Linked DNA regions of Homo sapiens: region 2 is linked to region 1. The links are chromatin contacts, found by Hi-C or POLR2A ChIA-PET in ENCODE. All regions are on one chromosome and are shown on one strand. Each heading gives the region's core, a stretch centred on a gene start or an enhancer-like site at or near the end of the contact. The rest is flanking DNA. Distances are from core to core; before and after follow the strand shown. Region 1 holds the start of GTSF1L (gametocyte specific factor 1 like). Region 2 overlaps TOX2 (TOX high mobility group box family member 2).

Region 1 (4,720 bases), core at 2,180-4,679:
TGAGGTGGGAGGATCACTTGAGCTCAGGAGTTTGAGATGGAGTGAGACTAAATCTTGCCACTGCACTCCAGCCTGGGTGACAGAGAGGGACTGTATCCCAAAAAGAAAAAAAGAAGATTGCTATCAGCATCATTGGCAGACACTGCACCAGGCTTGGGGGTGTGGAAGAGCAGATGCTGAACTCCCTGTTAACTCCCAGTAAGGACAACACTATAGTTCCTTTTAAAAAATATTATTTTAGGCCAGGCATGGTAGCTCACGCTTGTAATCCCAGCACTTTGGGAGGCCGAGGTGGGCGGACCACAAGGTCAGGAGATGGAGACCATCCTGGCTAACACGGTGAAACCCCATCTCTACTAAAAATACAAAAAATTAGCCGGGCGTGGTGGCAGGCGCCTGTAGTCTCAGCTACTCGGGAGGCTGAGGCAGGAGAATGGCGTGAACCCAGGAGGCAGAGCTTGCAGTGAGCGGAGATCGCACCACGGAACTCCAGCCCGGGCGACAGTGCGAGACTCCGTCTCAAAAAAAAATTATTTTAATATATTTTTTGAGACAGGGTCTCACTCTGCTGCCCAGGCTGGAGTGCAGTAACACAATTTAGGCTCACTGCAGCCTCAACTTCCCAAGCGATCCTCCCACCTCATCCTCCCGAGTAGCTGGAACTAGAGGCACGCACCACCACAGCAGGCTAATTTTTGTATTTTTTGTAGAGATACGGTTTTGCCATGTTGCCCAGGCTGGTCTCGAACTGCTGGGCTCAAGCAATCCGCCCACCTCAGCCTCCCAAAGTGCTGGGATTATAGGAGTGAGCCACTGCACCCGACCATATTTCCTTTAATAGTGGGCTGTAGGCTTGAAGAAAATGGGCTCTGTGTTACATGCATGATATGGAAGGTACAGTTTACCAAGGACACTCAGCAGAGCAAACCAGGAGCTATCCCTAGGGTGAGTGGGTTGGGGTACAGGGAACACAACTTCTTGGCCTCATACTCCTCATAGGAGCCAGCTTGGTTTGAGGCACTAGAATTCCACTGGTCTGGGGTAAGAGCCAGATCTCAAGATCTCAAGAAGCCCCAGGAGAGCACTGAGTAAGCCATTGATCCCCCACTCTGAGCTAGGACTTTGGGTTTTCTTCCATGGGGAAGAATATGCTCCGTGTGTGTGGAGAAAAGAGAAATGAATGCTGGTGACGAGAAGGGCAGACTGGGGAAGCCCTCAGGACTTCCCAAAGTTCCTATTCTCCTCCTTCTGGGCATGTGGAAAGACCGTACCTCCTTGCTCTTTGAAGTTAGGTAGGACTTACTTTGAACCATGAAACAGTAGCGGAAGTGATGTTTATCATTTCCTGGTGGAAGCTCGCGCATGACTCCCCACATCCTCTTCCTTCTTCTAGAAGGAAGCAAGTGTTGCTATGGAGGCTCCATCAGCCTGGCTCCATTAACCACAAGGAGCAGATCCCCAATACCCCTCCCCAACCCAGAAACCTGCTTTAGACTTGAAAGTGACTCATAAGCCTTCGTTGTTTTAAGCTACTGAAGTTTTGGCACTGTACGTTATTGCAGCCTAACCTTGCCTATCCTGACTGGCACACCCAGAATAAATGGTGTAGTTATGAAAGATGCCTTTTTTTAGAATCCTTTGTCTAATCTTTTGTCTATACCTGGGTTCCCATTACAATTTCTTACTATGACATCAGTGAGTGTCATGTTGCTAAATTGTCTGCATGTCATATGATAGTAACAAGACATCCCACATGTATGATCAGTTGCAATTATGTAACAATGTAGACAAAGCCAATCACTTCAATTCTCAAAAAAGGCTGAACACCATAGCTAGGATGTGGAGAGATGGAAAAAGTGTCATTTACAATGACAAAAAAAAAAGAAAAAGAAAAAACCATAAAGCATCATAGATTAATTTTTTTTTAACGTGCAAAAAATAGAAAGAAAACTACAAAGCCTACCTGAAAAGACACCATCAATAGAGCTTAGTAAATACCAGGAAACACACACACACACATACACACACACACACTCACACACACACCTTCCCCAAGGTCACATGGCTGGTAAGTGGCAGGAGGTAGAATTTGAATACAGTCAGCTTCCTTAACCACCACCAAGAATAGGATGGGTGAGCTTTTTCTATAATGGGCCAGACAGAAAACATTAGAGGTTTCTAGGTCATCTGGATTCTGTTGCAACTACTCAAATCTAGCTCAAAAGCAGCCAATGGACAATATATAAACAAATGGGTGTGGCTGTGCTTCAATAAAACTTTATTTACAAAAGCAGATAGCCATCTGGATTTGAATCATGGGCCCATAGTTTGTTGACACATGATCTAGAATAACAAATCCTTGAAGATAGTCAAGGCTTTTGGGGGGAAAACTAATAACAAGCAGAGACTTGCTCTATCAGATATCAGCACATAAAGCTACAAAAATTATTTGGAATTGCATTATATTTATGTATCAATTTAGGATGACTATGTAATTTATGTAATTTAGTTTACAGAGAATATTCATTTATGATTTTGAGTCTTCCTATTCAGGAATATGGTATTTCTCTACTGTCACTCAGATCTTGAGAAACAATTTAACAGGGTGGGGGGTGGGAAGGAGCTCCAGGCCAATTTTTAGAAGAAATCCTACCTAACACCAGACATGTAAATAGAATGTCAGAGGACCAAAACCACTAACACCCTGAGATATGTGTCAATTGCGTCCATTCAGACTTTGGTCCAGTTCTGTGAGGGACAACGGCAGGGTCGACCTAAGATGGGGCGTTTTATAGGAAATGTTTCCCATGTTAAGCTGAACACCAAAAGGCTTCACCTTCTGCGATATATGAATAGATTTAAACCCTTCCCCCACACCCAAGGAGACTAGGCTGCTGTGGGCCTCAGCAGAGCAGAAGGGTAAAGAAAGACGGCCCTGAGAATCACATCCAAAAACCAGCCCTGGCAAAGCGCAGGGGCTCACACCTATCATCCCAGCACTTTGGGGGGCTGAGGCGGGTGGATCACCTGAGGTCAGGAGTTCAAGACCAGCCTGGCCAACATGGTGAAACCCGTCTCTACTAAAAATACAAAAAATTAGCCGGGCATGATGGCAGGTGCCTGTAATCCCAGCTACTCGGGAGCCTGAGGCAGGAGAATCACTTGAACCTGGGAGGCGGAGATTGCAGTGGGCCAAGATCGCACCACTGTACTCCAGCCTGGCAACAGAGCGAGACTCTGTCTCAAATAAAACAAAAACAAAAACAAAAAACAAATACGTACAGTTAAAAGACTTAAGTCACAACATACATCCATGAGCAATTTTAGATGGCAGCATTCCCAAAGCCATCCACCCCTCCCAAGCAGTGCACAATAGCCTCTTCCTGATGACTTAGGCTGCCCATTGTGACCACCGGTGACTGCAGCTTGACATCATAGTATATCCGTGAGTCAAGCGGCTGTGGGTTTTTGGCTCTTGCATCTGCTATAGTTCTGTCTCGGGTGCCATTTGCTAACTCTGTTCTCTGTGTAGCTGCTTTTGGCAGCTCCTCATCTCTCTTCTAATCCACCACTCACAGTCCTAGAGAACAGACCACAAGTTAAGACCGTCACCTACAGAATCCCAAGGGCCAAAACTGGGCAGAGGACAACTCCATCCTTCTTACAAAAGGGCTTCTCCACAAGAAGCATTTCCGTTAGACTCTAGCAGTGAGATACCCTGCTTCAAGAATTTCTCATGGAGCCAGAAGCCTTTGAAATTTGCCCTTATGATCCTCACCACCGAATCCCACTCAGCAGATTCCAGTACCACCTGGCATCGTGCAGGAGAAAGAACCCCAAGAAAGCCAAAAAGATGGCCACCTGCAAATACAACGCCTGCCACGTGGTCCCCATCAAAAATCTGGAGGAACATGAGGCTGTTTGTGTCAACAGGAGCGCTGTGGAAGAAGAGGACACCGAGAACCCTCTGAAAGTCAGTCCTCCTAGTTCAGAGCAGAACGATGACACCCAGCAGGTCTCACCCTGCCTTCCCAGCCCCGATATCTGGAATGTCGATGGCGCTAATTGCCAGCATGTGTTTGTCCTTAAGACTTTTTTTCCTCAAAAGGTTGTTTGTGAAAATGACACGAAAGAGTCAGCAAGAGAGACCAGTCCCCAGAAGATCCTCAGACCAGGACAGTAAACTGCCAGCTGAGGAAGGAGCACACGCCTCATCAATGCATGGAAGAACGTGCAATGCATCAGAATAAAAGACATGCAAAGTAAACTACCCTGGGCTACCTCTTTTTTTAACCTGGCAGATTGATAAATATCAAAAGGCTTAAAATACTCTGCTGGCAAAGGTAGGGCAAAATGGGCACTTTCATAACATTGGTGAGAATGTCAGTTGGTACAACCTCCACAGAGGGCAATTTGACAATAGCTATAAACATTATCAATGCATACAGGCTTTGATTGAGCAATTCCACTTCCAGGCTTCATTCTGTAAATATAATCACACATGTGGAAAATGAGCTAAGTACTAGCTTATTCACTGCAGCATTATTTGCAGCAGCAAAAGAGTTAGAAATGAGCCAGGTGTGTTGAATCACAGCTGTAGCCTGTTACTCTGGGAGCTGAGGCGAGAGGATCGCTTGAGTTCAGCCTGGGCAACATAGTGAGATCCTGTCTTAAGCAACAAAAAAAAAAGTCAAAAATGACCTAAATATCCATTAAAAGG
Region 2 (5,319 bases), core at 1,460-3,959, 210 kb before region 1:
CCTGGTCTGGTCCATAAATATCACTGTTAATAGCCAACAGCCACCATGCTGAGGTTCTACTGTGCTTTGATGATCTCATTTAATCCTCACACTTGCACAAAACAAGTTCCCCTTTTACAGATGAGGAAGTTGAGGCTCACAGCAAGGAGTCAACTTCCATCTTCTTATTGATGAGGGTCAGTGCACACAGCCCAGGCAAACTCACAATTGAATCATTATAAGCTTTGTCCTTTGATTTTCACTACAGTAGCAACCAAGCCCATATCAGCCCCTTGCTGTCTTTATTCACAAAACGGGGACAAATCTTCTGAGATTGCTGAGATGTTCCAGCCAAGGTTTACCAAAAACAATTCTGTGAAGGACTCAGGAACCTCCCATCCTATCACATCATTGCTTCCTCCAGGGCAAGGAGGAACCCACAGAGAGCTGAGCTCTTCCTGTGCAACATCCCAAGGAGAGACCAGAAGCGAGTCAGGAAACCTCCTTAAGTCAATAGAAAACACCAAAGCTGAGAGGGTGTGAGCTTACGCAAATAAAAAGAACAGGGCTTTAGGCCAGGTACAGTGGCTCGCGCCTGTAATCCCAACACTTTGGGAGGCCGAAGTGGGTGGATCACATGACGTCAGGAGTTCGAGACCAGCCTGGCTAACATGGTGATACTCCATCTCTACTAAAAATACGAAAATTAGCCAGGTGTGGTGGCACATGCCTGTCATCCCAGCTACTCAGGAGGCTGAGGCAGGAGCATCACTCGATCCTGGGAGGCGGAGGTTGCAGTGAGCCGAGATCGCGCCATTGTACTCCAGCCTGGGCAACAAGAGCGAAATTCTGTCTCAAAAAATACTCAAAAAAAAAAAAAAAGGCTTTAAAACCACCTATTATCCAAATGGCCACCCTGCACCATGATATTAACCCTGGGACTCTCGAACCTTTGTCCTAGAACCAACTTTTTTTCTTAAATGCAGTGCAGGTGAACATAAGGTAACCCACAACAGCCCAAACCCAAGCTTCCACGCCCCCTTCCCTCACATCACCCTGAAGCATATGCTGACAGAGCAACCTTAATAGTAACTGACTAATTTTAAACCCTGTGATTACCAGGGTTGATTTCCATGGAACCTTCCTTTCACAGTACTGAGAACCTCTCATGAGCAGTAATTGCCAAGTTCAATTTTAGCTCTGTCATGCCCAACCATCAGTGCTAACTAAGGCAGCTGCTTCATCGCCAGGTAAGCTGGTAATGAAGTCGGCTTCACAGCTTAATTTCACAATATTGTGATGCCCCCGTCAGCACCTGTTAAGTGCTGCGAAGCTGCAAGCTTCTATTAAACAAATCTCACGCAAGGGAAGTGACTAAAGCCGCTTTGCGCTTCTAAGGTGCCCTGGTCTACATCCTCATGCCCACTGGGATTTTGTGTTTGCTTAATCCCATGTGCCTCGTCTCTGCAAAGCACTGACCACTAAAGTGCCACACCACACCCCTAGGGTGCCCTGATAGCTGCCTCATCCTCTGCAGTCACCTCTTCTCCCTCCATCCCTGCGACTCTGGCTCAGCCTCTCACCCTTCTGGCCTGGATCCCCATAGCAGCCCCTTAGCTCACCCTCCCCCATTTATTTTCCAGGCCAATTAGTAGAGTTTTCCTGGGGGAAAAAAAAAAAGTTGCCAGGTGCGATTGCTCACACCTGTAATCCCAGCAATTTGTGAGGCCGAGATGGGAGGATTGCTTGAGATCAGGAATTCAAGAGCAGCCTGGGCAACATATCGAGACCTATCTCTGAAAAACAGACAAAAAAAAAAAAAGCTAGCTGTGCATGGTGGCGCATGCCTGTAATCCCAGCTACTCAGGAGCCTTATGCAGGAGGATCACTTGAGCCCAGGAGTTCAAGGCTGCAGTGAACTATAATCATGCCACTACACTTCAGTCTGGGTGACAGAGTAGGACACCAACTCTTCAAAAAAAAAAAGTGACGTCCCACCATTTAAAATCCTTCCACGGCCCCACTGTCCTCAAGGTAGAAAGTCTTCACATTGTGTTTTCTTTCAAGGTTCCTGATTGAGCTCTGCACCAAGCTCCTAGACCCAATGCCCCATCCCTCAGCCACACTGTCCCAGGGACTTGCCTGCAGTACCCCAAGCCCCATACACCCCTGGACTGCACTATCCAGATGAACAAGTCCCATGACTTCATTTTCCCTAAGGAAAAATGTCTCATACAGGGCATGACTCCCTGCCCTTTAACTACAGAAGGAAACCTCTGCAGCATATCTGAGCATATCCCTGTGGTCACTCAGCAGCAGCACCGACTGAATCACATAAGCACCCCATAAGACACTCTTGGGGTGCTTAGTAAGCATCTACTCTGTGCCAGGCACTGGTACTTTCTGTCATCTCTTTAATCCTTAGACAATCTAGCAAAATGAAATGAGTTGTTTTTCTTTTTGGGTGTGCCAACAGGCTCAGAGGAGTTAAGTAAGCTCTTGAGGCCACACAGCTTCTAAGCTGCAGGGTCAGTTTAAACTCATGTCTGACTATACGAATGGTCTCACCAAATGAACCCTCGCTTATCTTCCAACCTCACCGCACATATTCATTTGTGGGACTTACACAATGCCACATTCCAGCCTCATGTTGTTAAAATGCCTCACTAGTCTTGGCATCCGTCCTACTCTTATACAGTTCCCATCCCCTCCCCCTGGCTGGGTTCTGGCAGCAGAACTGTACTTTGAGTGCAGTGGAGCATGCTTGGGCTGACTTTGTGCTAACTTCAGCTTTTGCCCAGAAATTGGCGGAAGCTAGACCAAGGTTTTGCCCTTTCTTCTTACTCAACTCCTCCAGTCCCAATATGATGAAATCCCTATGCAAACCTTACCACAAATTAAGTAGATGCAATTATTATCCCCATTTCACAGAGGAGGAAACTGAGGCATAGAGAGGTTAAGTAACTTACTAGATGTGCACAGCTAGTAATTGTCACAGACAGAATTGGAACTAAGGTCCTAGGACCTAACGTGCATGCACAGCACCACTATGCTATGCTGTCCCTGAGTCACTGATCTCCTCGTTTTACAGATAAGGACACTGGGGCTCCAAGAGACAAGGGGGTTACCCAAGCTGGGGCTTTGGCATCCTGTCTGGATGGCTGCAGAGGCAGGTGAAGCCAGCGACTCCAGGAAGCTCCACCCTCAACTTCCAGCTAAGGCAAGACCATGCTTCTAGAAGCGAGGGCACCTGTCCACTCCTGCCAGAGCTGCACAAGGAGGCCATAAGGCAGAAACACAAGGGCTGGAAAAACCCCCTGGCCTTCAAAGCTGCCTCAGATGCCCCTCTACCACCCCTGGACCCATTGTGCTGGGGGCAGGCGTCACAGACCAGTCACCCCCTCAATGCAGGGAGCGACAAATGCTCTTTGCCTGCCATGTGGTGGCTGGGCCTCCAGTTCAGCTAAAGCCAGTGTGGAAATAAGTCCTGGGGCATGAAGATGCAGGTTCGAATGCCAGCTCTGTCAAATACTAGCTGTGAATCCCGGGTAAAGAGCTGAGGCTCTCCGTAAAGTGGGATATTAATGCCACCACCTCGCTGGCCATCTGAAGACTGAAGGCGCTCACAGGCTCAGCGCCCTCCCTCTCAGAGTAGATTTGCTGCCATTTCAGTGCCCACATCCAGCAGTATCCTGATAACTCCTAGTGCACCCATCAGGACATGGGGCAGGAGCCAGGATTGCTTCAACTTATCTCATTTGAGACGTGCTTTCCGGGACAAGCATTTTACTATTAAGTAATAATAAAATCTGAGGTTGAATGGAAACCCAAGGTCAGGACTGAACTTCTCAGTCCTACCTCAGGCAGGAGGGGAGGACTAAGGGGTCCCGGTGGGTCATCCCACAGCGGGTGGAGTTGTGAGTGGGGCCCGCATCTGTGCCAGGCCCTTCTCCTGGCCATCACTGGGACAGGCTGCCAGTCCACATGACATATCCCGGTTGCCATGGTTTCTATTTATTCTGGGGAAGAAAGTTCCACTGACATGGGTCCTGGTAAGAGGAGAGTTTGCTTCACTCCACCGTGCAGTCACTGGGGTGCCCGCATTGTCCACAAGCATTAGACTGAAGGTGCTGAGGTTAACAGCCCTCAAAGCTTCCTCTTCACTTGACCCAGGGAGGATGGGAGCTGGCCCTATTTCCAGGTGAGAAAACGGAGGCTCAGGACTGGGCAGCTACTTGCACGGTTTCATGGAGACATTGGCAAGAAGCTGGAACCCACACTCCAGACTCCTCCCATTTTTCCAATCTGTGCTGGTTCATTTATGATCATGATTCTGGCACCCAGTGATGCTAGGCCTTTTCCAAAACCACAGCCCCTGATCTGCCTTCAGAGAAGCTGTTGAAGGCTCCAGGGACATCAAAGGCTGCTTATGGGACTGGGCAGGCAGATCCGCATGGGGACTCGATGCTGCGGTCGCCCCCAGGATGGCCCTCCCAGCCCTGCACATGGACGTAGAGGCTGGCTTAGGGTTGGAGACCTGGGGTGTGGCTGGGGAGGGTCCCCAAGTCATTCCTCTGTGCACCCTCCCTACGGGCCTCCCCAGCATCTGATCACCTCATTCTCAGTCCATGGTTCAAAGACCACCAGCCAGCAGGACTGAGTCCAAAACCCCTCACTTCCCTCACACACCAGTCCCTCCCAAATCCTCTGCAACTGACCCCTTCCTTGCTTCCTCCTCCCCCTTCCTCAAACTGAACTCTGTGCCCACAACACCCTTCCCAATGCTCAAATCCCTCCTGGGTCTCCTCTCCCAGCCCACAAAACCCAGGAGCTGCCCGTGGGAAGGTTATCAGCCACCTCCCTCCTGAGACTGCATCGCACGGAAATGCTCAGGGGACCTTTGCGAACCAGAAGTTCCTTTCCCAGCCCAAGGTTGCCGACACTTAAAAGAAACTGGCACTTTCTTGGAGTGGTCAAGTGTGCCAGGCCCCTCCTTCCACAGGACCTTCGCGCGTGCTCTTCCCTGCCTGGAATGCTTCCCCCGTGCCCATCATCTAGCAACTCCTAGTCTTCCCACAGTCCCCCCAGAGCTCTCTGTTGCCTGGTCTCCCGGCCCTGTGTGGCTCTCCTTCATCACACCTGTTCTGCTTTAGTTATGTTTCATCATGTGATTATTCACTGGCTAGACTAGAGGCCACATGCCCACAGCACAAGGCCTGTCTTGTTCCCTGCCACAGTGCCTGGCACACAGCAGGGACTCGATGAATGTCTGCTGTCTGAAGAGTGGGGGCAGCTGTGTAGATTACAAAGATGACCACTAATCCTAATCATAGCCTCCTG

The links. Hi-C counts contacts between places; a loop is a spot of excess contacts on that map. ChIA-PET counts read pairs that join two places held with the same protein, here RNA polymerase II (POLR2A). Pooled maps may share reads with other maps.
Region 2: POLR2A ChIA-PET joins it to region 1 with 10 read pairs in Panc1. The contact joins the enhancer-like site here to the promoter of GTSF1L in region 1. A Hi-C loop is called at or near these places in 1 of 37 single-sample maps with no recorded cell type and 5 of 50 pooled maps. POLR2A ChIA-PET finds 5 or more read pairs at or near these places in 1 of 52 experiments (Panc1).

The regions. Positions count from the first base shown.
Region 1 is chr20:43,725,711-43,730,430 of GRCh38, reverse strand. It overlaps GTSF1L (gametocyte specific factor 1 like), which reads left to right and starts at 3,429. Exons shown (of 1, transcript NM_176791.4): 1 at 3,429-4,267. The coding sequence starts at 3,737. The coding sequence ends at 4,183. LOC101927200 (a long non-coding RNA gene) reads right to left here and starts at 1,512. Exons shown (of 4, transcript XR_936741.3): 1 at 1,304-1,512.
Region 2 is chr20:43,936,866-43,942,184 of GRCh38, reverse strand. The region is part of intron 1 of TOX2 (TOX high mobility group box family member 2); the gene reads right to left. Among named protein-coding and RNA genes, the nearest start is that of TOX2, 25 kb to the right of the region's middle. RefSeq lists an enhancer at 5,100-5,319. Within about 2 kb of position 2,709, at least 6 of the 41 ENCODE cell types and tissues checked have a DNase peak (open chromatin) inside an H3K27ac peak, as active enhancers do; they include Panc1, where a contact is called at or near this core.